Regions from separate parts of the Mus musculus genome. Here all the other regions are linked to region 4. Evidence: chromatin loops called from intact Hi-C (ENCODE). Cell type or tissue: gastrocnemius. All regions are shown on one strand. Links, peaks and the distances in the headings refer to the core of each region. The heading gives the core; the rest is flanking DNA.

The links. A loop is a pair of places that touch in the nucleus more often than their neighbours do. Peaks named below come from ENCODE experiments on the same cell type or tissue, not always from the same donor. Only the 100,000 strongest peaks of a DNase experiment are listed, where the experiment ranks them.
Region 1: it touches region 4 in a loop (3-fold over the local background); 3 of 42 quality-filtered maps call a loop at or near these places.
Region 2: it touches region 4 in a loop (3-fold over the local background); 2 of 42 quality-filtered maps call a loop at or near these places.
Region 3: a loop joins it to region 4, with 10 times the contacts of the local background. A loop is called at or near these places in 4 of 42 quality-filtered maps.
Region 5: it touches region 4 in a loop (3-fold over the local background); 3 of 42 quality-filtered maps call a loop at or near these places.

What each region holds. Positions count from the first base shown.
Region 1 is chr3:58,119,299-58,125,834 of GRCm38, reverse strand. Gm40056 (a long non-coding RNA gene) reads right to left here. Exons shown (of 6, transcript XR_003954487.1): 4 at 3,376-3,471. Among named protein-coding and RNA genes, the nearest start is that of Gm40056, 33 kb to the right of the region's middle. In gastrocnemius, for the core only: a CTCF peak has its summit at 2,932 (motif pointing right); DNase peaks (open chromatin) are centred at 1,059 and 2,948; H3K4me3 peaks cover 417 bases; H3K27ac peaks cover 490 bases.
Region 2 is chr3:57,916,166-57,922,701 of GRCm38, reverse strand. No RefSeq gene overlaps it. Among named protein-coding and RNA genes, the nearest start is that of Gm32753, 31 kb to the left of the region's middle. In gastrocnemius, for the core only: no CTCF peak of the experiment used is centred there; DNase peaks (open chromatin) are centred at 3,145 and 3,635; H3K27ac peaks cover 1,409 bases.
Region 3 is chr3:57,843,446-57,849,981 of GRCm38, reverse strand. Pfn2 (profilin 2) reads left to right here and starts at 2,225. Exons shown (of 3, transcript NM_019410.3): 1 at 2,225-2,631; 2 at 4,616-4,808. The coding sequence starts at 2,500. In gastrocnemius, for the core only: a CTCF peak has its summit at 3,849; DNase peaks (open chromatin) are centred at 2,124, 2,482, 2,907 and 3,837; H3K4me3 peaks cover 4,336 bases; H3K27ac peaks cover 4,733 bases.
Region 4 is chr3:57,972,616-57,979,151 of GRCm38, reverse strand. Gm32753 (a long non-coding RNA gene) reads right to left here. Exons shown (of 4, transcript XR_867305.3): 2 at 2,005-2,123; 3 at 1,071-1,151; 4 at 322-466. All of the region lies in intron 2 of Gm40055 (a long non-coding RNA gene), which reads left to right. Among named protein-coding and RNA genes, the nearest start is that of Gm32753, 26 kb to the right of the region's middle. In gastrocnemius, for the core only: a CTCF peak has its summit at 3,474; no DNase peak of the experiment used is centred there; H3K4me3 peaks cover 426 bases; H3K27ac peaks cover 3,594 bases.
Region 5 is chr3:58,109,671-58,116,206 of GRCm38, reverse strand. All of the region lies in intron 2 of Gm40056 (a long non-coding RNA gene), which reads right to left. Among named protein-coding and RNA genes, the nearest start is that of Gm40056, 24 kb to the right of the region's middle. In gastrocnemius, for the core only: no CTCF peak of the experiment used is centred there; DNase peaks (open chromatin) are centred at 2,028 and 3,556.

The DNA.
Region 1 (6,536 bases), core at 919-5,918, 150 kb before region 4:
TGGAATTTGGATTTAAAAATACAACACCGTTCACATTAGCATTTGATAAAATAAAATATGTAGCTATAACTCTAATAACATATACATATATAGAGTAATTTGAAACATGCTGGACTATATGAGATCCTTTCTGTTTCAAAAAAAAGAAACAGAAATCACTATGTGAGGTCCTTTCTGTCTCAAAGAAGCAGCAGAAATCATGAAAGCAATGGTGATATTTTTCAGCATATAATTGGAAAAACTGATGTACTGGTTAGTTTTATGTCAACTTGACACAAGCTAGAGTCATCAGAGAGAAGGGAGCCTTGATTGAGAACATATCTCCCTAAAATCACCCTATAGGAAAGCATGTAGAACATTTTAAAATTAGTGATTCATGGGAGAGAGCCCAACCCATTGTGGGTAGGGTGACCTACTGGCTGGTGGTCCTAGGTTGTATAATAAAGTAGACTGAGCAACATGGGAAGCAAGCCAGTAAGCAGCAGCCCTCCATGGCCTCTGCTGATATCAGTTACTACATCCAAATTCTTGCCCTGTGTGACTTCCTGTCCTCACTGCTTTTGATAATGAACTGTTCTGTGGAACTGTGAGAAAAATAAGTCCTTTCCTTCCCACATTAATTGATATTTCATCCCAGCAATAATAACTCTAGCTAAGACAAGTTAGTTCATCCAGGGGATGGGATATTCAGCACTAGACAGGAATGAGTTAACAAGCCAAGGAAATATGTAGAGGAGCTTAGACACACAGTGCTGTATGAAACAGGCCAGGTTTGCACCTCACTGTGTGGCATTCTGGAACAGGCCCAGCTATGGAGACAATAGGCAGGAGGGAAGGTATACGAACAGATGAAACACAAAATTTCAGTACAGAGAAAATACTCTGTGTTTTAAATATATTTACTTAAATTATATTTATTTAAAATATTCTCCCATGCAGAATGCCTGCCATTACATTTTCCAAAACTTAGAATGTAGCACACCAAGAAGGAGTGTAAATGACAGATTTGGGATTATAATGATGTGTCAACACAAGCCTATTAATGACAGCAAGTACTGCACTCTCCAGGGGTGTTGGTAGTGTGGCATTGTGCGTATGGACAGGAAGGGGGATGTGAAAGAAACCTCTGTTCCTCCTGTCAGTTTTCCTGTCAACCTAAAACTAGTCTAAAATTTCTCTCTTTAAAAAAGAAAATGAAATGTATAGGATCATAAATTGTCAAATACTCAGAGATAAATCTAGAAAGATTCCATTAAAATTAAGAGCCCGTATTCATCCAGATACACACTGAGAGATAGAAATAGGAAGCCAGGAGAGGGGGTGATCCCATGAAAACATATCGATGAAGGTCTCTTAGCTAGAGCGTGTCAGGAACCAGAACAATCATTAAGAAAAAGACAGATATTAAATAAGCAAAAAGGGAGAATGGCCACATGGAACACATGGGAACACGTGACAATCAGACATGAGGGAGAGTCACCCAAGCCACCAAGGAGTATCAGTACCATAAGCAAGAAACTCCAAAAACACAGGTAACAATACCAAGTCTCTGTCTCAGAAGAGAGGGACAAAGGGAACTTATGTGTTGCTCACTCTAACACATACACAACTACACCCCCCGTACAGACCCCACATACCACACACATGCAACACATACATACCACACACACAAACACATATACATATTATACAAACACACCACACATACACAACATATATCACATACACGTAAACACAACATAAACACACTACATACCACACATACACATATACCCAGCATACAGATACCACATACCACATACACACATCACATGCTACATATCACATACTTACAACACTACACACACATTGTATCACCACAGACACACACACACGCAGGCACCATACACACACACACACACAAATACATACCACATATACATACACACCACACACGTGCCACATACCACAGATACACACATACAGACTACATACACACACCCCATGCTACATACCACACACTGCACATACCACACACACACATACTTTATCACCACACACACATACATCCCATATATACAAACCACATATCACACCCACACACAAACCACAACATACACACTACATACGACACACACACACACAAACACAACATACATATATCACATACCAGATACACACCACATTATCACATACCACACACACACACCACACATACTACACTCACTACACTATATCACGACTCTCTCTCCCTCTCTCTCCCCTCCCCCCACCTCTGCCTCTCCTCGGAGATTGGACTTATGCGTGCAGGGCTATGTGCTACACTGGGTCACAGCTCCATCCCCCTTTTACCTTTTATTTTGAGAAGGATTTCACTAGGTTACCCAGACTGGCCTTGAACTTGCGTTAGCACCAAGGAAGGATCAACCTGGAGTTTTCTAGCTTCAGCCTTCTTACTAGCAGAATTACAAGGCGCAGTCTGCATTTCCCTTTGCCCATGGTTTGACATTATATACTAACGTTCAATGTATGAACATCCTATGTGACTGATCAGTTATGAAAACAAATGCCCAGAAGCTGTACAGAAACGGGGCTCAGTGTATGCACATGAACTGGGCTCAGTGTACGTGCCTTTCGGGGTTTCTATCTGAGCCGACTCATGATGGGCTCTTTTCAGCATCAATGAATAGTCAAGGTCTTCAGACAACTTGTTCCTCCTTGATTCCTGGTTCCAGTCAGTCACATCGTGCCATTTCCCCCACATATCAGCAGCTTTGTATATTTTCTGGGATTTTTTTGGAGGGGGGGGTGGGGTGGGGAATAGGGGCAGTATTTTTTATTGTGCGAAGGCAAAAGTGAATTTGTTCCAACACTGCCCTTCCTTCTGAAGAGGGTTAGTCTGGATGTCTTTGGTACTGCTTGGAAATGACACTAGGTGGCGCTCCTCCTTTTCAGTCCTCGCCGCCTGCTGGCAGCTGAGCAAAGGGGTTTTCCAGCACACGTGAGCCCTTGTGTTGCCAGAAAGGACAAGGTCATGCCAACCCGGAATGAGAATGGCGTGGAGAAGTCTGTCCTTTGGAGGAGGGTGAAGAACATCCTTCCTTATGACAGCTAGGGGCTTATTCAGCTTGCAGGTAGCTGTTCTACTTCTAGACAAGCCTCAGAAACTGATCAATCAGTACTTCCCGAAGGGACCCAAGAGGAGCAGAGTCCACGACCTCGCTCTCTCTGGGCAACCTTGGCTCAATCCTTCGCTGGGGCAAGCATTTACTGGTAGCCCATAAAGGGCTCAAACAGTGTCTGCTGTCCACTGAAGGGTGACGTTATATCATTTTGCAGGGAATGGGAGAAAGAAGGGCAGGTCTTCAAACTTCACGATCCATATCCTCTACTTACCCTTCCTAGCTGCTGGGAGACCCAAGAAACAAATATACGTGGAGATTGGCACCAAACTGCCTCCAGTTGTCCCCTACCCCAGGTGACTGTAAATTTCTGGAAAAAAAAAAGTCTCTGCTTCAACACTTTCTGTGCTACCCATACATCCATATATGCGCCCATCCACCCACCCACGGAGGAGCCTCCAGGCACGGCCACACTGCCTGCTTTGCTTTTCCATCTATTCGTTAGCCCTATTTTACCGTTGTCTGTTACTCCATGAGGTTGTGTGCACCCGCTGTGTTTAAAAACATTGCCCTTAAGCACATAGATGCTTTGTAATTGGTCCTGGATGACCCAGAGATCCAGCTGAATCAGTCTTCTGTAAGCCTGTTCCCACCTGTATAAACTACCCTATTCCAGTTTGTCAATTTGATTCTCTCTGTAATATAAGCCTTTCCTTGGGGGGAAAATATCTCATTAAAGTACTTTTGATCTGAAAATCTCCACCGAAAATTTGGAGAAGAAAAATGACTGGAGAGTTTAACCCTGAACTTTATGGTTGTTAACAACCACAATACCTGTGGTCACCCTACTTTCTCCCATCTCATGAACCTCTCTGGGACCTTTGGATCTTCCCAGTTCCCATATTCAAACCAAACTTCGATCCAATGTTTGCTCACCTAAAACCCATTGATGTATTAACCAAACTGAAGACCTTTCCTTCATAACAAACCGAGAGAGCAGAGATAGGACAATCCTCTCTTATGGCAGCAACCAACTTGCTTCTCTACGATGAAGCTTTCACCTGCTCATCTGATCCTGTAGCTTTACACATCTCTGTCTCAAGTTAGAATACGCCGTCCTCTTCCTATCTGCTCATGGTTTTATAGAGAACAAAATGCTTAGGAAGATGATAGACAGAAGTCTCCAAGAAAATCAATAGACCCTCTAAAAGTCTGGGATCTGAAGCTGAAGTTTTGAGTCTGGAAAAAAGGGGAATCCCTCTTACCTTTGCCACGATGACTGTCTAAAGAGGCGTGGAGAGTTGTAATTGTCTGTACTAGGTTTCTTATTTGTTGCAAGGAGGAGTGAAAAGAGGCCATGGTTCTCATTCTAGAATTTCCTCTGCTTCCCGAAGCAAAGACCTCCCCTCACTTTTAAACATGTTCATAAAGGGAGTTGCCGAAGCAGATTCACCTAGGAATCTCAGAGGCTCACAGCACCACTGTACATTGTCAGTCCTGCAGACCAAGGTAGTTTTACTTGTTTTCATTAAGAGGCCCCGTTCCCTCTACTAGCCTGGTCCATCTTCCTCTCCATCTTTACAGTTGCTGCCAGACAGAAAAAGATGGCAAAGGAGATGTGTCTGCTGCTTCTGTTCATCGTGGCCCTTTACAGAAACTTTGCTCACATTCCAAATGGCTCGCTACAGGCAAGCAGAGGGTTTGGGAAGCTTGACTGATCGGGAGGCACATGAACCTCTAAGGGACAGTTTGCTGTGTTGGTCACTGGCTGGAAATTCAAATTCCCATCTGGGTTTCTGTTCCATGTTCCTACCTTTTCTGGAAACATTTTTCATTTTTATTCTTTTAACCAATTAATTAGTTGATTAGTTTTTGTGTGTGGTGTACACACAGGTGTATGTGCATTTGCGTGTGGGCAGGCACACACATGTGCGCACACACAGAAGCTATGAGTCCATGGCAGGTGTCTTCCTCAACTGTTCTCCATCGTATATTTTGAGGCAGGGTCTCTCACTGGCCTAGAGCTTGCTGAGTTTACTGATTAGTGTTGTTGAAGTTTTAATCCCATCCCAGGATTTCTACCCCTCCCCTCCTCCTAATCATTCAGTTCCCAGATAAAAGATACACAACTTTTATTATTTGTAGTAAGCCTTAAACAGCATAATAGCTGGGCACATATCTACCTTCTATGCTGTTAGAATCTACTTTCCTATCCATAACCCTGCGTTATTACTTACAACATTTCATCTGGACTGCTCTTAACTCCAATTGGCCAGCCGTTTTCATGACTCACCTAACCCATAGTGGCTTCTTCTCCATGCAGTCACTGACTTCTCCCCTAGTGGTTCTCCTACTACTATAAGCCTGGGAACCCTAAACCACACCTATGTCTCTTCTGCTGAGCTATTAGCTGTTGACATCTTTATTCACCAATCAGAAATAACCTGGGGCAAGGCCGAGTAGTGTCACTTGGTTTTACAAGCAGGCTCGGGAGGAACCAGTATTAGCATTAGAATACAAGCATCATCAAGCCAACCCACCACAGATTAAGCTGGGCTGGCTGACATTGAGGTCCAGTGATCTTCCTGCCTTGGCCTCCCCACACGTTGTCACATTCAGCTTTTCATGTGGATGTTGTGGATATGAACTGAGGTCCTCATTCATATGAACTTTACCCATTGAGTCATCTCCCCAGCCATTTCTCATTGTTAAACCTGAAGCTTCAATGGTTAACCCTTTACCAACTCTTTGAATGCATTCTCTTCTCTAAAATTTAAGACCTTTGTTCTCACTAAATATATATATATATATTGAATTTTCCTTGATTTAGACTTTCTTTTACTGATCAGTTCATGCATCACTTTCTGGCTTCCTTTCACGAGTGTGTTGCCACATACCCGAGGATCTTAGGACTCCAAGTTTCCACGAGAGACTACAATTCCCAGTATTCCCTACTCATACACCACTTATGTCTAGCTGGGCCTGTTGACTAATTTTCAACAATTGGATTTGAGCAGAATAATTTTGTAAAGATATGGGTATACGGTGTCAATGGGAACACATGTACCCATAGTCTCTTTCCTCATATGCAGATGCTAAGAAGAAAGAATTGCTGGACAGAGAGGGTCTGGGCTCTGAAAGGCCTTAGGGACCATAGCCTCACCTTGAGCTATCCATAGCTATCCTAGGAAGATAACTTCTACAGGGATTGCAACAGAAACATGGAAGTCTGTGATACAGCCTCATCTCTCTTCTGACTTGCTTTTCTTCTGGCAACCATCCCACTGTTCACTCTCTCTCTGTCTCTCTCTCTGTCTCTACCTCTCTGTCTCTGTCTCTCTCTCTCCCCTAAATAAACTATTGAAGGTTTAATGCCTTTCAAAAACTGTTTCTTTAACAAAAGTCTTGAAATTAGAAAAGACTTCAAATTTCCAT
Region 2 (6,536 bases), core at 581-5,580, 57 kb after region 4:
TGAGAGCAAAGCAAGAGTTAAAAGGACACCAAGGAGAAACATAAAACTCTAAAAATAGAGCTTCTCTTCTTTGGCCTCATCTAATCACCAATCTCCTCTTTTTTTGGGTCTCCAATGACGAAGTGCTGTTGCTTGACAAAAGGGACAACACACCAATCTGATGAAATGGAGAGAGACCTTCAAGGGCTAGGTGTAGCTTATTTGAGAGAGTTCTTACCTAAAGCCTGTGTTCATAACCAGCACTATATGTGACCCTGTCTCAAAAATCAGAACAGTCAGGAAATCAATAGAGCTAAGTGACCAATAGAGCTGATAATGCCTGCTGCCAAACTTGATAGCCTGAGTTCAATCCTTAGGATCCACACGGTAGACAACTGAGTCCCACAGGTTGTCTTCTAATTTACACACACACACACACACACACACACACACACACACACACACATGCACACACACAAATAATGATAATAATTAATAATACTAATAAATGTAAAACAGCATCAGCATCAGATTTGTGGTGACTTGGGCAACACAAATCCTAAAACTAGAATAACATCAAGAAGATTAGCATAGGCCCTGTGCAGAGAACAATTTCATAAGTGTTCCTTATTTGAGAACAAAAGACAATGACATCCTGAAATGGTACTCCTGACACCCCGCTGACCCAGAACTCCTGTCTCATTGGGAAATTGTCATCTCATAACCTAGCCCTCTACTCTACCCAGAACTCTCAACAAATTACATTTCTAATTTGCTACTCCCATCTCTAAAGTCTGCCTTCTGATTTAGATTTGCATGTCAATCATGTTTTAATTTGAATTTGATTTTCTTTTAGCTAATAAACTTTGTCTCCCAATATTTGAATTCAAAACCCAAGTTCAGCAATTAAAATATTTATTCCCTGATTAAATTACATTTTACATCAAGAAACATGGTACTCTGCAACAGTCCGCAGCTATGGATTTCCCTTCTCTAAGCCACTGTCATGGAGTCACTGAGGATAGGATCTACTGTCCATATAATAAATCATCAATGCCTCATTTAAATGCAACTCATATCCAGGAAATTCCAGTCATAGGGTTTCTTTTAGGTCAGGGACACATGTACAGCCATTTCTCCCACAAAGAGATTTACAAGTGCTTAGAGTGACCTTAGCTTCTCCAGTTTCCCAATCCAAATAGTTAGCCTGACCACATGTGAGCCGGTGTCACTATATCTGAGCTGATGTCACTACATCTGAACAGCCCTCTTAAATATGCTTATACAAATCTCTTTATAGTTCTGTCAGTTGCAGCAAAATTGCTTCATAACCCCTCACCCTTAGTCATTCTTGACCACTGAAAGCCTTTAATCTGCTGGGTAAATTTTATAGACAAGGGCTGTCTACAGTTATAAAAGAATTATGTTAGCTGGATGATGGAGCAACATCCCAGATAGTGCAAATAGTAAGAGAGATGGAAGGCCCACTTCTTGTCCAGCCTTGGGTAGAGGAGGGAGGTGTTCACACTTAGAGCATTGGACTGGAGAGCTGCACTGCTGAGCCAACCTTTGGTTTTTAAATACATTCTGCCCACAGGTGTCTCAGTAATTTCTCCAAACTGTTTTTCTTTCACTTCCCACACCTTACTTCTCCCTCCAAAGTAATCCAATTTCTACTGCTCCCCTGCAGACAAAACAAAAGTGAGATATTTCTAGAGGAGAGGCATACTTTAGGTCTTCTATTCCCTCCACATTCTCTGGATGGATTAGCACTAGTTCCTTTAGGGACTACCCCCCAGGGAAGAAGCTTTGCTAATACATGAATGCTTAGCAATGTAGATATTCTTACAACTTATTTCCTTCATTGTCTTGGAGAAATTGGCCTCTGTGGGCTGCTAGTCAGTTGGAGCTTGTGTGCTCTTTCCTGTACAAAGCTTTGCTATGTAATTCTTTCCCTTCCTTGTCTCTCTTGGGACAACATTGCTCTGTCAGCCAGTACCACCGAAGTTGGGACCTCAGAACTTTCCTGTAAACCTCGGGCACATGTAGGTTCCTTTGGAACACTATGGAACTATAACAGGGATCCCTTTGAAGGACTGTGTGTAGAAGGGTACTTATACACCTTAAGATGCGAATGGGAAGAAGCGTCTAAAGGAGGAAGCTCTGCCCGTGCACATCAGTGCTTGAAGAGATCACTTTGATTTCGACCGGCAGTGCTGAGCTCATGTCAGCCATACCCTTGACCTTTAACTTCATCACCATCCAACAAACATCTAGAATTCTACTTAGAGTGAAGATAAGAAAGTAAAGGACAAAGAAGCTATTCACTCACAGCTCTGTAAGGCTTTACCAGCAGGGAGACAGTCTCCTTCCCCACCCACAGGAAAAAAAGAGAGTATCTTATTTTCAAATCATAAGCACAAGTTCTGAGCTCACTATTGCTACTCAGAGCAGCAGAGCTCCAAACCACGACTGTGCTATGTGGATGGAAAAGGGAAGAGGGGGGTGCAGACAGCCCATGCAAAGCTGTAGACACAGGTTCAACTTGCCTCCCCCAGCTGGAAACAGGAAAAATGTGCAGTTAGAGTTCTTTTGATTACATGATGAGTGGCCCAGTCAATTAAAAGAATAAATAAATCACATTATTACCATTTCTGCAGCCCTGTTTTATCCAAATTTGGTGGGAAGGCTTGAATCAGGCACGTAATAAAAATACATTTATTCAATTGCCTGCCTCACCTCCCCATTCCAGCCCTTTACAGAATATAATGTCACTCCAAGTTACTGTATTTTTTAGTTGATAAATGAGCTGATATGTTCAAATCAGTCTGGGTTTTTCCCCCTACATTGGTCCTATAATTCAGAGTATTTCCAGGGGGTCTTTACAAAAGTAGAAAGCCCAGGTGGGTCCCAAGATTCCAATATTGATTTCAGATTACAAATAGACTGTGAGGGGCAGAAGGACAGGCCAGATCTTGACTTGGGCTTCTGGATGTCCTCTCTGAAGCCCACAATTCAGATGGCTGCAATTAGTTGCATTTTGGTTGCTAATTGCTCCTGCCACTGGTGCAACCAGCCACTTTAGGGTGCAATTACTCTCTTGTGGGAGCAATTATGCACGAAAACCATTCTGCACGTGCAGCCTAATTGTGACAAAACAAAGGGAGCCAGGGAGGAGAATTTGGCTCATCAAATCATAGCTCCAGCTTTATACACATGCCAGCTACCAGAAGGAAGAACAGTGGGACAGTGCAGTAACATCAACTGCCTGGAATATACCTAGTCGTACTACTACGGATACATCTTTAGAGGATTACATTGTGAGGTTAATTTAAAAAGAGCAACTCCTCCTAGCTACTGGCTTACCTTTTGCCAACATTGTATCTAGACACCAGATCAAACCATAGAACGCTCTAGTTAAATACCCAGCTTTACAGAAAATACCAGAATTTTTTTTTAATTCTGTTTTGTATTGGCTCTGTTTCCCCAAGAACAATGATGCATCCAACCCATTAAATTATAACATGTCCAGGTCTCCCTTTGTCTCTGCTAGACATGCCAGCAACCATAAAACAGGATTCAGTGCTATAATGAGCCGACATGAGGTTCAAGTTCCAGGAGCATCAGGCCAATTGGCAAAGCATGAGAGCCAGGGTCTCGAGGCAGCATGCATGAAGATAACTGCCACATCACAGCTCAGTGACTGTTTCAGATTTTAGGGCACCACTGCATAATTCTGTGACCCCAGTCTTTGGAGATGGAGACAGAGAGATCAAGAGTTCAGGGTCACTCTCAGCTACATAGCAGTAAGTTCTAGTCAGCCTGGGCTACATGAGATCCTGTCTCAAACAATATGTAAACAAAAAAGCAACCAAGAGAGAGAGGGTGGGGAAGAAGGAGAAGAAATCGGATTGCACTGAAGTCCATCCTCAACCTGTATTTGCTCACTTTAGCTGGATACACATACATACATACACACACACACACAGATACACACACAGGAAGACATACTCAGAAATACACACACATTCGAGGGCACAAATACACATATATACACACATACTCAAGAATATACACACATGTGAGTGCACACATAAACACATGCACATACACACATAATGCACATATGTACAGTCATACACACATACAGGAACATACACATATTTGAGTGTATACACAAATACTCAGGAACATAAACCCATGTGAGTACACACATAAACACATGCACGCGCACGCGCGTGCACACACACACACACAGTAACACACACTCAGGAACATATACACATTCAAGTGCACAAACACACATACACACACATACTCAGGAATATACATACATGTGAGAGCACATATAAACACATCCACATCCACACACATAGTGCACATGTTTGCACAAACACTCATACACATCCACAGGAACACACATACACACATTCCAGTGCACAAACACACATAACCATACACATACTCAGGAGCATACACACATGTGAACACACACATAAATACATGTACACACACACACACACACACACGAGAACTCAGCACTTAGACGGTGACAGGTTTTGTTGCACATTTGAGGCTAGGTTGGACTACAGAGTGAGTTCCAGGCCAATCTGGATGATGTAATGAGACCCTATCTAAAAAAGGAAAGAAAGAGCCCAAAGATCAAGCCTTTGTGGTACTGAAGACATTAATCCGTTAATCCGTTTGTACTGACTTTGCACTGTTTTTGCAACATTGTCTTTTGTTCCCTTGGCTACATGTATTGGTTCTCCTATCTTTTGATGTTTCTAGTTAAGATGCCTTCAGTAGTGAATCTGAAAATATCTTCAGCAAGTGTTCACCACACAATCTTTGAGCCCATGATTTCGCCTCTTTTAGCAAACTCTCTTTTGCCAGGTGCCACAAGCTCCTCCCAGGCAGGTCTCTAGCTTAGGCATCTTCATAAGCCATTCCAGTGACATTGCATTTTATGTGCACCCAGACCAACTGAGAGGTTATGATGTCTGGGAAGAGACCTGGAGCTTGAAATTTCCCACAGAAGTCATTGGCCTTATTCCCAAGCACAGAACTCAAATTGGAAAATATGTGTGCTCATAAATGTTTATGTAAACATCCAACTGTGAGAACAAAACATGCATTTTATCTCCATTGCTACCACCCCCCATACCCAACCTCTATTTTCACAATATATGTGCTGCAGTACAGAGGATCTGTTATGCATAGGGGCATCATCAATATACTTTGCCTAGTTCTTAAAGGAGAGATTAATGAGAGGGTCGGGATAGAAGATACAGGAAGTGCAATGAACAGCAGCCTTATTTATAATAGCCAGAAGCTGGAAAGAACCCAGATGTCCCTCAACAGAAGAATGGATACAGAAAATGTGGTACATTTACACAATGGAGTACTACTCAGCTATTAAAAACAATGGATTTATGAAATCTTGGACAAATGGATGTACCTGGAGAATATCATCCTTAGTGAGGTAACCCAATCACAAAAGAAGTCATTAGATATGCACTCACTGATAAGTGGATATTATCCCAGAAACATAGAACACCCAAGATTCAATTTGTAAAACACAAGAAAATCAAGAAGAGGGAAAATCAATGGGTGGATACTTCATTCCTCCTTAGAATAGGGAACAAAACCATGAAAGGAGTTACAGAGACAAAGTTTGGAGATAAGATGAAAGGATGGACTATCCAGAGACTACCCCACACGGGGATCTATCCCATAATCAGCCACCAAACCCAAACACTATTGCATATGCCAGAAAGATTTTGCTGAAGGGACCCTGTTATAGCTGTCTTATATGAGGCTATGCCAGTGCCTGGCAAATACAGAAGTGGATGCTCACAGTCATCTATAAGACGGAACACAGGGCCCACAATGGAGAAGCTAGAGAAAGCACCCAAGGAGATGAAGGGGTCTGCAACCCTATAGGTGGAACAACAATATGAACTAACCAGTACCCCCAGAGCTCGTATCTCTAGCTGTATATGTAGCAGAAGATGGCCTAGTCGGCCATCACTGGGGAGAGAGGCCCCTTGGTATTGCAAACGTTATATGCCCCAGTTCAGGGGAATGCCAGGGCCAAGAAGCAGGAGTGGCTGGGTAGGGGAGCAGGGCGGAGGGAGGGTATAGGGAACTTTCGGGATAGCATTTGAAATGTATATAAAGAAAATATCTAATTTAAAAAAAGTGCAATGAACACAGCCACATTGTCTTATTGCTTCCTCAGAGGTCACATGACTCCCTTCTTGGGCAATCTTAAGCTTCAGAGAAAGGAATGCTAGTTGAGCTAAAAAATAGTATGGGTACTTGTACTGGCTAGTTTTATGTGTCAACTTGACACAGGCTAGGGTTATCACAGAGAAGGAGCTTCAGTTGGGGAAGCACCTCCATGAGATCCAGCTGTGGGGTATTTTCTCAATTAGTGATCAAGGGGGAAAGGCCCCTTGTGGGTGGGACCATCTCTGGGCTGGTAGTCTTGGTTCTATAAGAGAGCAAGCTGAGCAAGCCAGAGGAAGCAAGCCAGTAAAGAACATCCCTCC
Region 3 (6,536 bases), core at 755-5,754, 130 kb after region 4:
GAGTTCCTTTTGAGCCTGCCTTCCTAGTGCTGGGATTAAAGATATGTGACACTACACCCCCTGCCCCATCTTTAATTAAAAAAAATATTTTATGCATCTTGGTATTTTGCCTGCATGCATATATATGTATACCACCTGCATACTTGGTGCTATGGATCCCCTGGAACTGGAGTTACAGACAGTTGTGAGCTGCCATATAGATGCTGAGAACTGAACCCGGGACCTGGTAGAAGAGCACCCAGTCCCAACTACTGAACCATTTCTCCACCCCATCTTTATTTTTTTAAGGTGATAATAAAAGTTAAGAATTAAAATGATTGTGACAAACAGGCAGAATGATAAATAGGAAAGAGTAAGGGAGATTAAATCAGATGAGGACACAAAGGCAGAAGTGGACAGATTCCTGTATAAGGAGCAGAATTCTCTATCTTCCAAACAGGAGGACAAATACTGTCCCAACTTGACAGCTGACTACTCTGTTGTTGGCCCTCCTCTAGTTTCCATGGTCTTAGTCCTACCTGTGGTAGTTTGAATGAGAATGGTCCCCAAAGGCTCATACATTTGAATGCTTAGTCATCAATGACACTACACAGGAAGGATTGGGAGGTGTGGCCTTGTTGGAGGAAGTATGTCATTGTGGGTGGGGTTTGAGGTTTCAAAAGTTCAAATTCAGGACCAGGACTCTTCTTGTTGCTTTGGGATCTAGATGTGGAACTCTCAGCGATGCCTCTGTATCATGTCAGCTTGTATACTCCCAAGCATGATGATAATGGACTAAACCTCTAAAACTGTAAGCCAGTCCCTTTTAATTTTTTTTTCTTTGTAAGAGTTGCTGTGGTCTACAGGGGAACGCCAGGGCCAAAAAGGGGGAGTGGGTGGGTAGGGGAGTGGGGGGTGGGTGGGTATGGGGGACTTTTGGTATAGCATTGGAAATGTAAATGAGGTAAATACCTAATAAAAATGGAAAAAAAAAGAGTTGCTGTGGTCATGGTGTCTCTTCACAGCGATCAGAACACTAGGACATTAGTTTTATTTTTTAAAGTCCAATAAATAAATAAGCAAAAGTTCAGTGATGCTATTATAAAATTGTCAGTGTACCCCACAACTTTAAAATTGACAACAGCTTGCAATCTATTGGAGCTTTCTTTCCCTTAATAGGCAGGTCAAGTTTGTCATCCATTTAAACTAGTCATCACTGGGGAACATCTGATGCTGGGTCTAGACCCAGCACATAAAATTAATAAAGATGTAGGTGAATGTTCAGAGACCCTTAAACCACTTCCCACCCTGTCTTATACAAGTCTTCCTCAGATCTAGATTCTGAACTATTTTCACCATCTAGTACAGTGGGTCTCAACCTGTGGGCCTCAAACCCTTTGGGGTCACATATCAGATATCCTCCACATCAGATATTTACAGTATGATTCATAACTAACAGAATGTCAGTTATGAAATAGAAACAAAATAATTTAAGGTTGGGGGTCAGCACAGCATGAGTAACTGTATCACGGGGTCACATTAGGAAGTTTGAGAACCACTGGTCTAGTTCAATGACTCCTTTTCTAGCTTGATTATTCTTTGTATTTCATGGATGTATTTAACGCACACTAACTTTTGCAGTTACCAGGTGCACATAGGGTCTGTTTTGTTTAGAATTTCTGGACGACTGAGCCACACTCATGATGAGCAGCACTGGGTTCAGGGCAAAAGCTCCACTGAACCTGAAGTTCCTTGTACTCAAAGGAGGCAACAAAGAGCATAGAGCTGCTCTGATTTCAGGAGCGTGCAGGCGCAGCTGGCCAAGGTCTTCTAAGAGACACCTCCCCAAGTGTGGGCCATCCGCACTGGCCGCTCCCACTACAAAGGGTAAACCCTCCGCATCCCGTCACCAGGGCAACCCTGCCACCCGACACCGATGCTGTCAATACCGCGTCCCCGAGCGGGCGCTTGAGAGGTGAGCGTGGCCGCTGGGCGCCCAGAGCTCCGGCACCCCACGGCGCCCACTCAAGCTGCTTCGCCTCCTAGCCGGTGGTGAGGCCTCCGCCGCCGCGCCCCAGCCGCACGCCCACTCGCCTCCCGCACGTGTGGGCCGTGATTGTCCCCGGCGGTATCCCTCCGCGCCCCCGCCTCGGCTCCCCCGCCCTCCCGGGGACCCTCGCCGGCTGCGCTGCGGAAGGATCGCACGCACGCGCGCGCACATCCCGCCGGCCGCGGAGAGCCGAGGGAGCTGCGGCGGTGTGAGACGGCCGTCACCAGCCCCGCTGCCAGCGTCGCTCCGCCGCCGGCTCCTGAGCCCCGCGGCCGCGGCCGCCCGGCGCTCCCCGCTGCGGGTCCTGTCACCGCCCGCCGCAGTTCCCCGGAGAGGGGCGGTCGGTGCCTGCGCAGAGCCGCCTCCTCCCCGCCCCCGCCCCGCCTCCACCGCCGCCGCCGCCGCCGCCGCCGCTGCCGCTGCTGCGCCTCTGCTCCTGCCGTCCCCGCTGCAGTGCGAAGGGCTCGAAGATGGCCGGTTGGCAGAGCTACGTGGATAACCTGATGTGCGATGGCTGCTGCCAGGAGGCCGCCATTGTCGGCTACTGCGACGCCAAATACGTCTGGGCAGCCACGGCCGGGGGCGTCTTCCAGAGCATCACGGTGAGGCCCGGGGGCGCCAAGCCGGCAGGTGTGCGGCGGGCCTCTGAGAAGGGGACGCCCGCCCGCGAGGAAGGGATGCGGCTAGGGCTGAAGGGAAGGGTACCGCCGGCTTCCTCGCCCGCCCGCGAGGAAGGGGATGCAGCCGGAGCCCGGTTGCGGGCAGCTGAGCCTGGGGATGCTGCCCGAGGCCGCGCGGGGGCGGGGCGGCCGGACTCTTCGCCCCGGCGGCGCCCCGGCTTGCGGCTGCCAGGGTGGAGGAGGGGACGCCTCCCCGGGAGGCCCTCGGCGTTCGGGGAGCCCTGCGGGCTGCAGTGCGGGTCCCCGGGTGTGGGCGGGGGGAATCTGGGCGGCAGGCTGGCCCTGGATCTGGTTCGGTTGTGAGCGCGGAATGTGGGAGGCGGCAGTGGCCGGATCCCGGGAATTAATGGAGTGACTTTGCGTAGGCTTGCGGGTGTCCAGGCCGCCTAGGCTGGAGAGAAAGGTACGCGGACCACGTAGGTGGAATGGTGAATCTACTTCAGCTTGTGGTTCTATAGTTTTTTTTTTTTTTCCTCCAAGATGGCGAACTGCCATTGATTTCTCTTCTCCACCTATAGAGATTCATCGATATACTGTTATCCCCAGTTACGCAACATAGCTCTAAAAAGGGGATGGTTTAAGGGTGATTTAAAAAAATCTGGGGAGTCGCTGGAGGGGGATAACACTTCTCCAAGTCACTCCCTCTTTAGTGATGGTAGTAAAAGAACTAATACCGATTTATGCTTCACGGTGCCTCCTTTTCATGTGACTTGATGGCTTTTGACTGGGTTGCCACACATTTGGAGAATATTCGTCAACCAGTCTCCAACACTGCTTATTGTTATGCTTGTTTCTATGCAATGCTCTTTAAGATTTTGACACCAGTATCAAGTACAGGACCATTCTCTTAATTTCTTTGCTCCCCACTCCCACTCCCTCCCCTACCACATAACAGAATTCAAGTCCCATATCACAGGTGCTCAGCATTTTACTACTTAATGTGGTTTAACAAATTAGTGTGGATTCAGTCTGTGACAGGAGTGCTTTAAGATCTCCTGTCCCCATGTGGGAGGCCACAGTTCCTATAGCGAATTGACATTTGGTGATTAACTTTTTTTTCTGCAGTCTTGTCTTTGTGTGTGAGTTCCCGCTGTCTGGCTTAAGAATATTGCGGGAGTATGCTTGGAAATGGCTGGGGCCTGCTATGACTCTGCAGTTCTGATGGGGGCGACGCCTTCCTTCTTATTCATGGAACGTTAGAATGAACAGATTCTCTTTTCCGGTTCTGGTGGCTACCTCACTTTCTTTACCAATGCCCCTCCATTTTCTCTCTGATTTTGCTGTTGCTACCGCAGTGCTGTAGACAGAATCACTCTGCATTTGTCCAGAAGGAAAGCAGGTTATTGAATGGAAGGGCAAGGCAAGTTGGAGAGAAAAGAGTGGTGGCTAGAAAAGTAGGAGGGAAATATGAATTTGGAGATGTCCCACAGTCTGTGGTAACTGAGGTTCATACTACCAGGGACATTTCAAGCTGCTTGAAACAGAGATGTAAGCAGGCCCATCTGGATCGACTTTACCCAACTTTAAATTTGATGCAACATGACTAATGTGGCAAAATATGATAGTCAAGCTGTTGTATACAAGAGCTTATACCTGAATCTTTACAATTACATAAGCACCTCAAGTAGCACCTGACTTGAGATAGTTTATAAATAACTCGTTTTCAGTTTGCACCTAGTGTCAACTGCCAACTATTTAGGGAAACTCTCTGTATGGTTGATACACACTGGCTTTTAGTTAGCAGGCCTCACTGTTCGCTGCAAAAGCAAACTAATGTGTAAATCATGTAACCACGAAGGAATAGGTAATAATAAAAACAGCTATCTTGATTCTACGGTAGCACACAGTTTGTTGTATCAGATTCTGATTAACTGTAATTTTTTTCTTCTTTGTTTTGGGTGGCCAGCCAGTAGAAATAGATATGATTGTAGGAAAAGACCGGGAAGGTTTCTTTACCAACGGTTTGACTCTTGGAGCAAAGAAGTGTTCTGTGATCAGAGATAGCCTATACGTTGATGGTGACTGCACAATGGACATCCGGACAAAGAGTCAAGGTGGGGAGCCAACATACAACGTTGCTGTTGGCAGGGCCGGGAGAGGTGAGTAGGCTTTTTTTTTTCTCCTTAAAAGTTGCATGTCATATTACAACTAGGGTTTCTTTAATGGTTTAAATTGAAAATTGGTTCATAATGGCTATTAAGGTGGTTTTTGTGAACTGCTCAGCACTGAAAGGTGGCACTGCTTTCAGCCTGTCTACTTTAGAGTGGTGCATATGCAGCCTCATCTGACTACTCTAAATTATGACAGCTTTGGTAAACCTAAAAATGAAAAGGTGCCTCAGTCCAACGCGTTACGATGCTGTGGGATAGATGGTTGTTAGTCTGTGCCAGTCACTTAGTTATCTTTGTGTCTAATTAGTCTTTACTTGGAGATCTTTCCTTTGATGTTTGCTGAGATTTGAAATCAATTCTCTGCTCATCATTAGAAAAGAAAAGAAAGGAAGGAAAAAAAGATCACATTGTTTTATTTTTTGCCAGGAACATTTCTGAAGAAGAGGGATAGGCCAAAGTTTTAGAGTACATGTTCCATTTGCTGAAATACTTCCAAAGAACGAGATATCAGTTTGAAAAGTAGGAAACTACTCGCAGTTTAAGAACTTGGCCCACAAACTCTGGTACCAGTTTCCAGACTTGATAATAAAAGTTCTGGTTTCAATATGGCATAAGGAACTGTCATATTCCATAGAGAACCTTTGACATTGATGTTTACTCTGACATCTCACCGACACACAAATACATACATGTACTAACCTGTATAACTGCCTCATTTGGCAAAGTTAGCACCTAGAACAGTTCTATAGTGTGAAATCACAAGAGCCTACAGTGAGCTATCATTTAATGCTGTGGGTGTCTGAGGTGTGGTTTGTTTCAGAAACAAATCACACAAAACAAGATAACTTTAAAACAGACAAATCTTAAGTTTTTGCTGCTTCTAGATACGTAAGATGCTAGGGTTGAAAAAAACATGCATCTGCTGAAGGGCTGGAAAAATGTCTTAGTGCATAATAGCCATGACTGAGGTTCTGTTCCCAGCACCCACCCTGCAGCAGCTTACAGCTGTGTAGCTACAGTCCTGGGGGCTCCAATGCCCTCTTCTGGACTCCAAGGACACCAGTCACACATGCAGTATGTATATATGCATGACAAAAACACAAATATGCATCTTTTAAAAAAAAATCAACATTTGAAGCCAAATGAATTGAAACTTTTTTTTTAACCATAGAACACTGCTGACACCTAGTGGCAATAAGTATATTTGAAACACACCTGTACATATAGTTCAGTTCACAAATTAGGTGCTAGAAGTAGTAAACAGGTTTTGTGGTTTTTTTTATTTTTTTTAGACTGGAAAGAATTAGCAAAGGGAAGTATCTGTATAAGACAGATATCACTAGTGTAGAGTTTTGTGACTGGCAGTAACATTTCTGCTTAAATTTGGTTTTCATTTTCCTCTGGAAGTAATAGACATGTCTCTCATTTATAGTCACACGTATAGGACAATAGCTTGTATTTATCATGCATGTTACATTTGGGGAGAGTTTGTAAATGAAAAATATGAAAGTTTTTAAAGTATGTTGTAGGAGATGAATAGCATGATATCAGCCAGACTGTTTCTCCTAGGATGCAAGGTAAACTGTCACTTTCCTCCTAGCTCTCATAAAGATCCCTTTATGGAAATTAGCTGCTGTACAGTGGGGTTTCCTACATGCATCCAGTAGTGTGCTGTTTTTAGTTTATTTACTAGCCTGAAGGCTCTCCATTCTGGAG
Region 4 (6,536 bases), core at 518-5,517:
GGAGTAAAATTTGAAAGGTATTATATTTTGAAGAATTTTGGGTCTTCAACCTCGAGGGATATTATTCTCAGATTCATGTTATAGACTTGCTGCAGTTTTAATTACTCATGAGAAGAAAACCATGATGTGAAAAAGAAAAAAATATCCCAACAACATACAGAACTCTGGAGCAGCCTTATGCTTTTAACAGTGTGATTTTGTCCAGTAGTTAAAACAAAGAAGGAAAGGAGCCCATTAGAAAGTTCACATAGCACACTCATCTCTACGTTACATTTCTTAAGGTGGTCCAGGAGACACGAGGTCCAAGGCTTGGACAGCAGATCTGTTGGGTTCTCAGAACTAGCTGTGTTCTTACTTTATTATAAACCAAGAAGCTTCTTGACTGAGGGCTGTGTTCTCAACTTCTCAACCACCAGAAGATGTTCTGTACGCACACTGAGAGGTTCGCACACTTTAATTCTTCTCACTAAAATATAAACACAGTTCAAGGATCATCAATACTAAAAACAAAAATCTTCCAGTGTGAAAGCAAGTGACCCCCAAATGAATATGCAGGCAAAAGGGATTTAGGTGGACCAATGATTATAATGAAAAGAGAAGAGGGAAACATCAAAGCTACCAGAATTCAGAGTCTCTGGGAATAAAAAAGAAAAGTGATTGTGGTCATTAAATAAATCAAATAGGAACAAGGACAAAAATCAAACAACAAGGAATCTGCTCATGCAAATTAAAATTATAATACTGGAAGCTAAAATATCATACTTTTCTTTAAACTGAAAATGGATATTAAAAATTAGGGGTGAAATAATAGAGTCAAAGGAAATCTCCTACAAGTAGAGATATGAAATAAGAAATTAAAATTAAACAAGAAGATAAGAAATGACCCCAAATTCCAATGGGAAGCTAGGAAGGAAAAACAAAGGATGGGGGATGAGGAGATGAAGGAAATTATACAGGAAGTTTCCAGAGAGTTATACAGGAAGTTTTCAGAGCTACTGGGCCTGAGAAGTTCATTATAGTGAAGTGGTGGGTGGGGGTGGGAGCTAGGGGGAGGGGGGAGAAAGTCTTACATATGACCACGTCTTTCAAGTTCACAGTGTGCAGAACAGGAATTAAAATAGGTCCATCTTCCTCAGAGGCAATACTAGGGGCTAGAAAAGAGTGGGAGAAATGCCACTAAATTAAAAATCCTCAGGTATTTAGGCCTTACCTATTCTTTCCTAGAAAATGATCAAAGACCATTAATGCCAGTAAAACGGGATATGAATCAATGCATGAGAATCCTTCAGTGGAAGAAAGAAGGGCTGCTTCATGTGAGAACAGTGGTGGGAAGCCAGAAAGCTGTCCCACAGCCTGCCAGCTCCTGACATCGATAGCTGTTTGTTTGTTTGTTTGTTTGTTTGTTTCATTACCGAGCTTGGTTTTTCCTTTGCTGGCTTATTTTATCTTGGCCATTTGGTGAGTATATATTGATACATCATTGTGGGTTCCATTTGCATCTTTCTGATGGCTAAGGTACTAGGTACCTTTTTTTATTGCTCATTTACACATTATTTTGTCTGTTCAAACCATTCTCCCACATTATAAACAAGATCTCCTTTTTCTTTTTGATGCATAGGAATGCTTAAAGTGTATTTGGAATATGAGCCTTAGGCTTTTGTATTACTATCACAAAATTCTTGACTGAAACAACTTAGAAGACTTAGTTTGGTTCCTGGTTGCAGGGTGTCAGCTTCTCATGGCAGGTTGGGGGCACAATAAATGGCGGAACATGGCCATTTATTATGATGTATAGAAGGAGTTAAAGGATGTTCTAATAAGTAATAAGAAACAAGGGGGAAAATTTAATAAAAATAAATTTTAAACCTTTTTTAAAAAGCAGTAAAATAAAAAAAAGATTCTTAAAAAAAAAAAAAAACAAACAACCTTTATTTCTCTAAGACCTAGAACTTGGAAGGAGCCAATTGACATATGTATATATTTATTTAATAGCAGGAGACCTACCATCAGTTGGTGGCAGGCGTGGTGTTCCTCTCAGTAGGATGAAATGCCTGCGTCACACCAGTTTCTCTGGAGAGACTGTTATTCATCACAGCAGTAATGTTCCCTTTGCAAAGCTCCCACTGGAAGGGAAAAGGCACACTGGCAATTTATATACAAAAACCAACCCACACTTGGCATTGAAAATTAGCTGGGAAACTTGTATGTAGTCTGTTAGTTATTCACAGACATGTTCTGACTTCTGATGGAAGGGCTGCGGTTTCATAATGTTATCATCGCAGTGAAATCAGAAAGCAGCAAAGCAATGTTGAAGGACTGGTTTGTAAGCTTCTCTCGATGGCAAACTGGAACATATGCAGGTTTCCTTGGCTCAGCAGCCCTGTAAAAACAGCCATCACCACACAGACCTGTGTTTAGGATTAGTAAGTTGGCCTTTGTCCTTAGCATTCACCTCTGACTCACTGCTCCTTTGAGGTAATTATGAAGTCAGCCTCCTTCCTAGAAATACTGAACATTCTCTGTCAGAATACCCTGGGCCTAGGATCTGCAGACACTGCTGTTGTAAAGCAGGGCATGTATAAAAACTCTACAGAAACCATCTTTTAACATTAAAGGAAATGGTGTGATTGAAAAGGGTAAATGTACAGAGTGTTCGGCAGATGAATCTTGATTTTAAATTTCCAATTTACCCTACAGCCATTGTAGCCACTCACTTTCCATTTCTCCCCCAAATAATCTAGTCCTGCATCTGCAGAGGGCTGGCTAATGTGCTATTCAAAAGTACACCCATGTACATCATCAGGCCTAATTATAACAGGAAATGTGATGGACACACAAGTCAAGTACATAATGTCTATTCCCAGATGGAAACCCTGAGTCCCTAGAACACATACCAATTTGCCTTAAGTCTCACAGTTAATACAGAAATGGGGCTGAAATCCAGTAAAGGAAGTGAGCCAACACTTTACACTATGTACCTGACGTGCTTGCTGAAAAAGAAGTAAGACTTCGTCTTCGCCTTCAGCCATGATAGGTTCCATCTGAATTCATTTAAGCAATAAATCCTCAACTTCAGTAGTTCTGTTCAGCCCTGGCCAGGTCAGGATGATACTGGGAAATCCATGAGTCTGTTACTTTGTTAGCTGCCCATTCTGCGTACTATCAGTGCTCTGCTCAATAACCACTGACCTGAACAACACTGTATAGCAAGCCAACAAGAGCTACTAGAGTCACAAGGTTTAGTTTGGTCATTCTCCTACAGTCCATTATGGAGACAGGCAAGTAAACAGATATCACCTCCCAAGCATTCTGCTTCGGTGGAAAGAGACAGACATGGTGGCTTGTGTCTGTCATCCCAGCACTTGGGGAGATAAGATTGCCACAAAGTTGAGGTCAGCCTGGACTACAAAGTGAGACCCTGTCTCAACAAAACAAAACAAGCCATCAAAAGGTTACTGTGAGCGTCCACAGGGGAGTGCCAGTGAGTTCACTAAGAAAGAGTCTTCTGGGGCTAGAGGGATGACTCTGCAGTTAAAAATACTTATGGCTCTTGTGGAGGACCCAGGTGTTGGTTTCCAGCGCCTACATGGCAGCTCTCAGCTATCTTTAATTCCAGTCCAAGAAACCAGATACTCTCTTCTGACCTCTTTAAGCACGGGGCACTCATGTGGTGCGCATAGGCAAAGCATTCAGACATATCAAGTGAAAACAAAACAAAACAAAGATTAAGAAAGGCTTTCTATGGGAGGGAATGTCTAGGATTCGTTGTTAAGGATGAGGAGACATTCTGCAAGAACTGAAGGGCTGAAAGCACGTTTGGTATATCATGATCCTAGCTCCCAGGGGTCTGAGGCAGGAGAATCCAAGTACCAAGCCAGCTTGGCCAGGCTAATAGGAAGACCCTGTCTCAAAACAAGACTAGACAAAGCAAAAACTAGAAAAGCAGAAGGAAATTCCAGGCATGCCCAGAGACAGAGACAGAGACAGAGACAGAGACAGAGACAGAGACAGAGACAGAGACAGAGACAGAGAGCTGGAATAAATAAACCGTATAGCAAGGATGTAAGATGCATATTAAAGGGGAATGGTCCTTAATTATAAAAGTCACTAATGCTCACATACCTGTGAGCCTCAAATGCCACATGCCGTGTGCCAAGCACTCCGAATGCATTTAATTCCCATCGTCACCCAGGTGGGCAAAACAAGAAAGTGAGGCACACTGCTACTAAGCAGCTCAGTATTCCAAGGTCAGTGCTTTCAACTCTGATATATACTGCCTTCAGAGTGTGTGCCTGAGTGTGTGTGTGTGAGCAAGAAGGGAGGAAGAGGGACAGGATACCCACCAGCATGTGCACACATGTGCACGTGCACACACACACACACACACACAAACAGCATTGGAAAGCATGTGTAAACAGGCTTAATCTGTTGAGGGATTTTACCAAAGAGGGCTGAGAAAGTCGCATAAGAAAGTGAACCTCAATATTATTAAGGGAGCCTGAAAATTAAAGCCAGGTACCTATTTCCAAGTGAGGTTAGAAGTTGTGCTATTCAGGAACATGGCTGTCCTTCCTTCAGGAGGGGCTACAACGTTTTCCAGGTTGTGTGAGTAGCATATGAATCTATAGAGCTGTGTAACCCCTTTCAATATATATGATCTGTAAAACTCAGTTACTAATAACCTGAACTTAATGCTGTAAGTGTTACACATGGCTCACAGGGAACAGAAATGCAACAAGGACAGCTTCTATACCTTTCCTTTCTTTTCTTTTTTGAAGATTTTAATAGCTATCACTGGCCCCTTAAGAAGTTCAAAGTTAAATTTGGTGCCTAGTTCTAGAAAGACAAAACTTTGTAACAGTAACTATCAATCTCGCCCCACCCCCACCCCCGCCGCCATTTCATGTGAAGTCTGCAATGCTCATTTTCTTCCCTCTGTTTTCTTTAAAATGCCTATTATAATATATTTACATATTTCTTCATGGATTCAGAGAGATACAAACATATCTTTGAAAATAATGCAGTCAAATTCTTTTGTAATGAGGTACATTATAATTAAACACATACACAAACCAGATGTTTCTTGGAGACTCAGAGATGAGGTAAAAATGAGTTTACTTCCAACCCTTGAACCTCAGACTCTTCTGTGACTTTAAACTCCCATGGATCATGTCGTTTCAACCCCATTTGATCATTATTTTAGCCTGGTACTTCAAAATCTAGCTACTGACCACCACCACCCAGATCCCAGGTACTGTTACAAGCAATGGCAGCACTGTTTGAACCACAGCTAAATTCCTGTTCTGTCTGGATTGACGCACTGCCTGGAGGCAGGCAGGCAAACAAGATACGAAGATATGGAAACAAAATCAGAGCATGAAAAGACATTTTCAGAGGGGGACAAAAAAAGGCGCATAAAGAAAATGGCACAAGGCAAAGGAGGCCCCTGGTGTTGCAACTTGCTCTGCCCAGTGGGTGGAATCCTCTCTGAAAGATGACCCTGGCCAGGACCTGTGGATGTGAGAGAGAAATTCCCTGAAGAGAGAAACACCCAGGTCCATGCTCTAGTGCCTGGCTGACCTGAATATGTTTATAGAAAGAAGGTAGGTGTATGTGGCTAGGGGTTAGTTGCACCCTGGAGAGAGCCCTGTAGATAGGCACTGAACTCTATGGAGAGAGAGATAGCATAGGGATTACTAACCAGAAGGATGTGGAAATTCATCTGAACAGAGCATCTTATTCCTGATTTTGAATAGCCACGGTTACATTGGAGTGAAGCTTGTTCAGAAGCAGAAGACACACTAGAACAACTCTTATTGTGGCTTCTTCAGCTATGAGATGCTGGACATACAACTGGCATTGAATAGAGTTGGGCTCAGTTTAGAGATGCTGGCAGAGAGACAAGCCTCAATGTGAACCACCCAGCCTACTTCCTGGCTGACTTCTGCAAGACATTCACTTGAACCAAGAGAGCAATTTGAGCAATTTTATTTAGTAGGAAATAATTCGTTTTGGGAGAACATGTGGGTATCTTTGGTGCAGACCCTCCTGTCTCACTGTGCCTCCTTAAAAGATGTGTGCTGTCTGCTTATGACCCTCCCCTCTCTGCAAATCCCCGCACACGTGTGATTTCACCTCCTGCCCTTCATGGCAAGCAGGGAAAACATTCCACACTAAATCTCATTTACATGCATTGACTTGTGGCTAACTAGATGATATGCTGTTATGGCTTGTACTCATTTAGTTGACATTTATTTTTATTTTATACTTTAATTCTCTGTTGTTGAAAACTTTTTTCCAAGTCAGGCCCCACACATTGTGGGAAATTCATATGCTCTGTGTGGCTGTGGAGCTGGCTGCAAATAGCTTGTGACCAGACCTATCTGTGTGGCCCAGTCTGGCTGGCAGTCTGTGAATAAAACTGTCTCCATGTCACTGCACATGAGATGAACTGCAGTGTCAGCAGGTTTCCATGACACCCACCGAGGGTTGTGAAAGACGCATATCTCCCACACTCCATTTGTTACAAGAGCAAA
Region 5 (6,536 bases), core at 866-5,865, 140 kb before region 4:
TGTTGGCTGCATGAAGCTATCAGGTTGGTAGTGGATCTACTTTTGTTGATTCCAAGGGCACTACTGAATATATTTCCTATACATTGATCTTCATTGTAGACCTTTATCTTCAAATAATCTGATCTGGAGCAAGAATGAAATAAGAATGGATAAGAATTATTATCTTTTTGTTCCTGAGAAAATATCCATTCTGGAATTGTGGTGTGCATGTGTGTGTGTGTGTGTGTGTGTGTGTGTGTGTGTGTGTTGTCCACGCATGTGTGTGTGTCTGTCTCTGTGTGTATATGTTTGTGTGTATGTATTTGTGTGTCTGTGTATATGTATGTGTGTGTCTGTATCTGTCTGACTGTGAGATAGACATATGCATATGCATTATAGAGGCATATCTACATGCTTTCTTGGTCTCCACACTTCTAAGAGCTTTGGAGAGGTGAGGTGGAAAACAGCTCCTTTAAGAAAAAAAAAGTACAACCCACTTTAAACTCCCTGGCAGATGCATGTGCATTCTCACCACCCGCCAAAATGCTCTGGATTTGCAAATGAAAGACACACACACACACACACACACACACACACACACACACACTAGCTTATTTTTAATATGCTCTAAGCAGTTCAATGGTTGGACACTTCCAAACCTTCCTGGGGCTAACACACTCTCCCCTCTGACATTCCTGAATTATTTCTTACTAAAATTTGTGTTTCATCTCTGCTGCTCCAGATTCAATTAGGGGACTGCTTTCCCCCTATTCTTACATGGCTGGTTCTCTGTCTTCCCCAGCTCTCATGGGTGTATCCTATTGTTTCTCTGGCATGGCAATTCTAAACTGTTGTCTTCCCATGGTTCTTTGCCCAGGAAATCTAAACTCCCTCCTTTGTCTCCCTGTCCAGCCATTGGCCACTGGCAACTTTATTTACCAATTAGAGCCACCTGGGGACAGGGACACTCAGTGGCTCACACTCAGATGTGTGAATTCTCATGTGTGACTTTGGGAGCCGAATTAAAACAAATAGCATTACAACCAATCGACAACACAACCAGACCATGAAAGAAATGCTGTCACATCTTCAGACAGTAATTTTCAGGCATGCAAGGGGAAGCCACATGACTGACTCTTCTGGTTCAGCAAAGGTCTGAGGGTTCATAGAGGGCAGGTTGTGCTGGAGGCTCTCTGAATGCAAAATGCAACTCAAGGACCACGGCCAGCAGGCAGGTAAGGTGGAAGGATATCCAGGAGCATAGCACTGGGGCTTTCAGAAACCACAGTAGGAACAAGGAAGAGTAGATTAGATTGGGCAGAAGCAGCAACATTTTATATCAATAACCTAGAACAGTAATACTTGTGAAATTCCTTATTTGATTATTTTTCATGTTTTTCCCCATACATGAATATACCATGGTTTACCTGATCTTAGGCCAAGACCAAGAAGTGACAAAGGGCCTTACAGGATTGGTGCCTTTGGAATCAATGGGCTGAGGCTGAAAGGCAGGTCCAATTTGTGTGTCTGTATATGTGTGTATAAATGTAGAGGCTAGAGGACAACCTTGGGCATTCTTTAAAAGCTCTCTGTCCTGTTTTTGAGAAAGGGTGTCTTGGTTAGTTTCTTTCTGTTAGCTTGACACAAGCTAGAGTCCTGAGAAGAGGGAACTTTCATTGAAAGAATGCTCCCTCCAGATTGGCCTATGTGTAAGCCTGTGGGGAATGTTTTTGCTCAATGATTGATGGGGGGAGTGGGGGACAGGCCACTGTGGGTGGTGCCCTCCCCTTGAACAGGTGATCCAGGGTTGTATATGAGCAAACAATGAGGAGAAGGTCAGTAAGTAGAACTCCACAGCCTCTGCGTCTCTTCCTATCTCTAGGTACCTGCTTTGAATTTGTCTTCAAACTCTCATTCATGGCGGACCACAATCAGAGCATGTAAGCTGAGATTAAACCCTTTCCTGGTTTCTCTGGTCATATGTTCTATCTCAGCGATAGAAACCCTAACTAGGACAGATGGTCTTTCGATGTTCTTCAGCTCATCAAGTAGGCTGCCTGGCTGCCAGCAAGCTCCAGGGATCCATCTGTCCCAGCTTCCCTAGCACTGGGATTGCAAGCTGCCGCAGTGTGTGGGTTCTGGAGATGAAGCACAGCGCACATGCTTATGTGGCAAGCGCTTAACTCGCTGATTATCACTTCCACCTAGCAATATCAACTTAACAACAAATGGATGGTCAAAAATCTCCTCTTTTATATTATTAAATGTGAGACTAATTCCAAGTGGAGATGACATATTTGGCTGTCTCCTCCATTGCTTCTTTTCAGCCAGCACGATTGATCCTATAGATTTCCGACTGCTGTAGACAGGAAGCCACAGCTCTCACCTTAAAGGGTGAGAAGAGGTGGTTAATCTGAGTGAAATATGGCCTGGGAATTTAGATACCTATTACCCCAAATTCCACAATCCAATATGGTAACAGTTTAAAGAAACTTCCTAGTAACAGAACACAAATTCATAAATCAAGATACTTTTCAAATGCATTAATGGAATATCAGGTAGGTGGTTTACAGCAAAGTGTGTGAGTGTGTGTTTCTCTGGCATAGGCCTCACATACTAGTTGATGACATCTTAGCCATTGGGTTCATAGAAACTGGTTGCCTGTTTGTTACTGCACTAAAAAGTTTTTAATGTTTGAGTCACAGAACGTTAGGTCAGGCAAGGAGGTATAGAAGGCATGGCTGTTAAGGGGCTATATAGATAGCCTAAGATAGGTTCTAATGCAGCACTGGAGGCAAAAATTACAACCTCTCCACAACCACTGAAGAGCTAATCAATTAATCAGCCTGGCAGAAGAGTCAGTAGAAAGTATGTTTCTTCCCAGGAACTTCCAACATCTTCCTCCTAATTGGTTTTGTTGCTTCAACTCCCTTCAAGGAGACTAGGACCCTCCCACAAGAGGTTCCTACCCTGCTCTGCCTGTGCCTCCCTTTGTGTAGAGCCTCAATACTGCCTGGCTCTCTGTCTAGCTTCTCTCCTTCCCACATTCTCTCATGCCTTGTATGGGCCAGTCTCTCTGCATAGGATTCGTTGTAACCAAATGCAGATTTGTTTTCAGATGGTAGGCCCATCAGAGACTTCTCCAACCTCTCTGTCTGGGTTGAGCATCTCTTTGCAGAAGACTTGGCTATGTAGATGTCTGTTCCACTCTAAAGGGTGCTGGAGGCCACAGACTAGTCCCCATTCTTGAGTCCAGGAAGTCTAGTCTAGGTCTGACTTAGAGAATGATTGAAGGTTTTCACTAACTCTGACAGCGACAGTGGAAGGAGCTGCCTGCCATGGGTAACTGGATCTTTCTGCTTCCATTTTCCTTTACTCACTGAGGCCCACAGCGGGTAAAAGATCCCCCAGTGTCCCTTTGGAGGCAGGAGGAGGATGAGGAGAGGACCTTTGTTCAGCTCCAGATGGCAGAAGCTGGGATAGAGCCCAACAGCTGTGTTTGGGTGGAAGTCGAGGGGGGCAGATGGCCTGATGTCTGTTTGCACACAGCCCGAGAAATCACCGTCCTGATGGAAGACCTTCTCTGAGGCTAACTCAACAGGACAGTGATGGAGCAGGGCATGTGCCAGGGCAGCCACTGTGTTAGCATTTACTGCTCAAACACTGGTCAGCACGATTCCAAGGCAGCAAAAACTGAATGCTCTGTGCAGAAGGCCCCCGTATTCTTCATGGCGGCTTTTAACATTGCAATCCAAACAAAGCCTTCTCTGTGTTAAAGCCCCATTAATTACTATCATTTAACAATTGGTTTAACAAAAGCAAGCCTCATTAGGTTTCAATCTCATTTTGTGTAAATTTGGACAGCCACTGAAGTATTCACCCAACCAGCTCTTATGGGGGTGGGAAAGAAAAGTTGGGGACTTCTTAGTTGCTCAAAATATTTTATGTGTGTATAAATGTATTTATATTTTTATCGATGTATTTTGTATAGTATATAATGTAAATGTATTTGTATAAATGTATACATTTGTATACTGCATTTATATTATTTGTATTTACAGAAATACAAATATATTTTTGTTTATGTATACATATATATTTGTATTTATTGGCAAGTAAATCATTGCAGAAGAAGCTGAAGGTGAAACTGATACCTCTTTACTGACGGTCCTTCTTCTCTTGATCCAGGCCCAGTCAGTCCTACCTGTATTCTGAGGATGTGAGGATATGCATAGGATTTATATTAGTTACCAGTTTGGGTACTATATGAGACAGCCCCTCCAAATAGGTCATGTTTTCTTCATCTGAATTGACTGTTTTTTTTTCCTAATTGAATATTCAAGCTCTGACTTAAAAGCGTATTTTAATCCCTGTTCTTACTAAAATTGAGGATTTGAAAGATATAATGCCATTAATTATAGGTATTCATTCTTTTAAATAGTTTGATGTTTCTGAGACAAAGCCTTACTATATAAGCTTGCCTCAAATCTGTATGCCTTAATCCCCCTAGTACTGCAATTACAGGTGTGTCTAACTGAGTCTGGACCTCCAATAATTTTCTTAAACAATCATGAAAAATCAAAATGAATTGGCAACACACTGACGAAGAAAGAGTTCTTTCTCCTTCCCCATCACACATTCCTGCTTAGCAGGTGCAAGGAACCTAGAAAGCCTTGGATTATTTCTTTCGTGTCTGCCCTTCAAGAGTTCCCAGCTGCCAGACAGATCTAGCTGAACTTATCCAATGAGAGCCACTAAAAGTTTTTATAATTAAGTAAAAATTTAAAAGTTAAACATTCAGTCCCTTGTCTCGGGGATATTTTAATAGTTCTATGGGCACACGATTTAAGTAACTCCTGTACTGGATGGCACAAATACATAGCATTCCATCACTGTTAAAAGCTCCACAGCATTGAAGACTAACTAGGCAATTCGCCCCAGCGCCGGTTCAGGCTTGCTTGTTTTTATGACTGAATTGACCTGTTGTCTGAGTTTATTAATCAGTTCAGTTGGAATAACTGTATACTCAGGCAGCTGTGGGAGAGAGGACAGAAGGGGTTTGTTCCATGAAATGGTAATAGTACAAGTGTTGAACAATACTAATAGCTGATATCTACTGAGCCATCTATGCTGTGCTGAACACCTAACCTGTGTTATCTCATCTTCTGCACAACACACAACAGCCTGATTATCCCAGGCCATCAGGAAAGCAAATTAATAGCAGAACTGGAAAGGGCCTCTAGTGTCTGTCTATTCAACCCTTAATTTACAAAGCTCACTCTCTAGATTTTGATTGGATTCAATTGTGTGGCCTTGGACAAGTACCTTTTTATGCTTGAGTTATCTTATAAGAAAAAATGGAGACTTTTATAGATATTATTGATGTTTCAATCTATGAATATAGTTCATGTTAAGTACTAAAAGTCTAGTTAAGTGCTTACTGTTGATTATTAAATACAGTCACGGAGATTCCAGAGGGATTAATAACTTGCACAAGTTCACATATTTAATGCCAAACTAGTACTGTTTCCATCACAACAAATGATCCCTTCTTATATAGAAGCCATACTGTGTCCTATTCCAGCCACCATCAAGCTTTGGCTTAGCTTGGTCCTTTTTGCCTTAATGGCTTGGCAGCCAGTTGCTAGTGTCCTGGGAAACATGAGTATTTTTGCTTTGGCGAAGTCAGCAATGACTTGTGATAGCATCTGGGGCTCCCTGGATTGCTGATGTGTGGAGGCTAGCCTAGATGATCTCCAACATCCCTGCCATTTAAAATGTGATCAGATGATTTGAGCTAAGAGATCATGGCTAAATCAATGAGGAAAGATCGTTTGACATAGTTGTCTGTATGTTAAGATTAGAATCTAAGAATCCTGTCTCCTAGAAGTTAAGAATAGAACGCTTGTTGGCAGAGTCTGAGGTGAGTGCTTTCTTTATATAAAAAATGTTGAGGAGCAACACATGGTGGCTCATGTTGCCATCCTGGCACTCTGGAAGCTGAGAAAAGAGAACTGAGGGTTCAAGACCAGCCTGGGCTATACAGCAAAGCCCCCTTCTCTGGTATGTTTAAACTGACTTAGACTCTGTACATGTGTACAATGAACACATGTGTGAAAGTATCAAACAGCATTCCATTTGTATGGATAATTTTTAGGTTTTTATATATCAGTTAAGCATATTTAATTTCAGAAAATTTTCTGCTGTAGGGTAATAGTGGAGTAGAGAGAGCTGAGACGGAGAACATATTCAGAGACCACTAGACTAGTCCAGGCCTTCCAGGGGCCTATTTATACCATGCCTGCAGCTAATGCTTCAGTGGTCAGCACGAGTGTGGTCTTGAGTCAGGAATAAAGATGTCCTCCTTGGCTCTGTCTTCAGTTGTTGCCTCACAGGGTATATTGCAAAATACCTGAGTTTGTTTAGGAGATAACTCATCTGTCTGTTTGCTTTGTAGACTGAAGATGAAAATTCTGTTGAACCTCAACTCTACAGATCGCTGGGCAACTTGTGAGTGGTTGTTTCCTCTTTTATTGTAATTTGGTATTTTCTTTTTC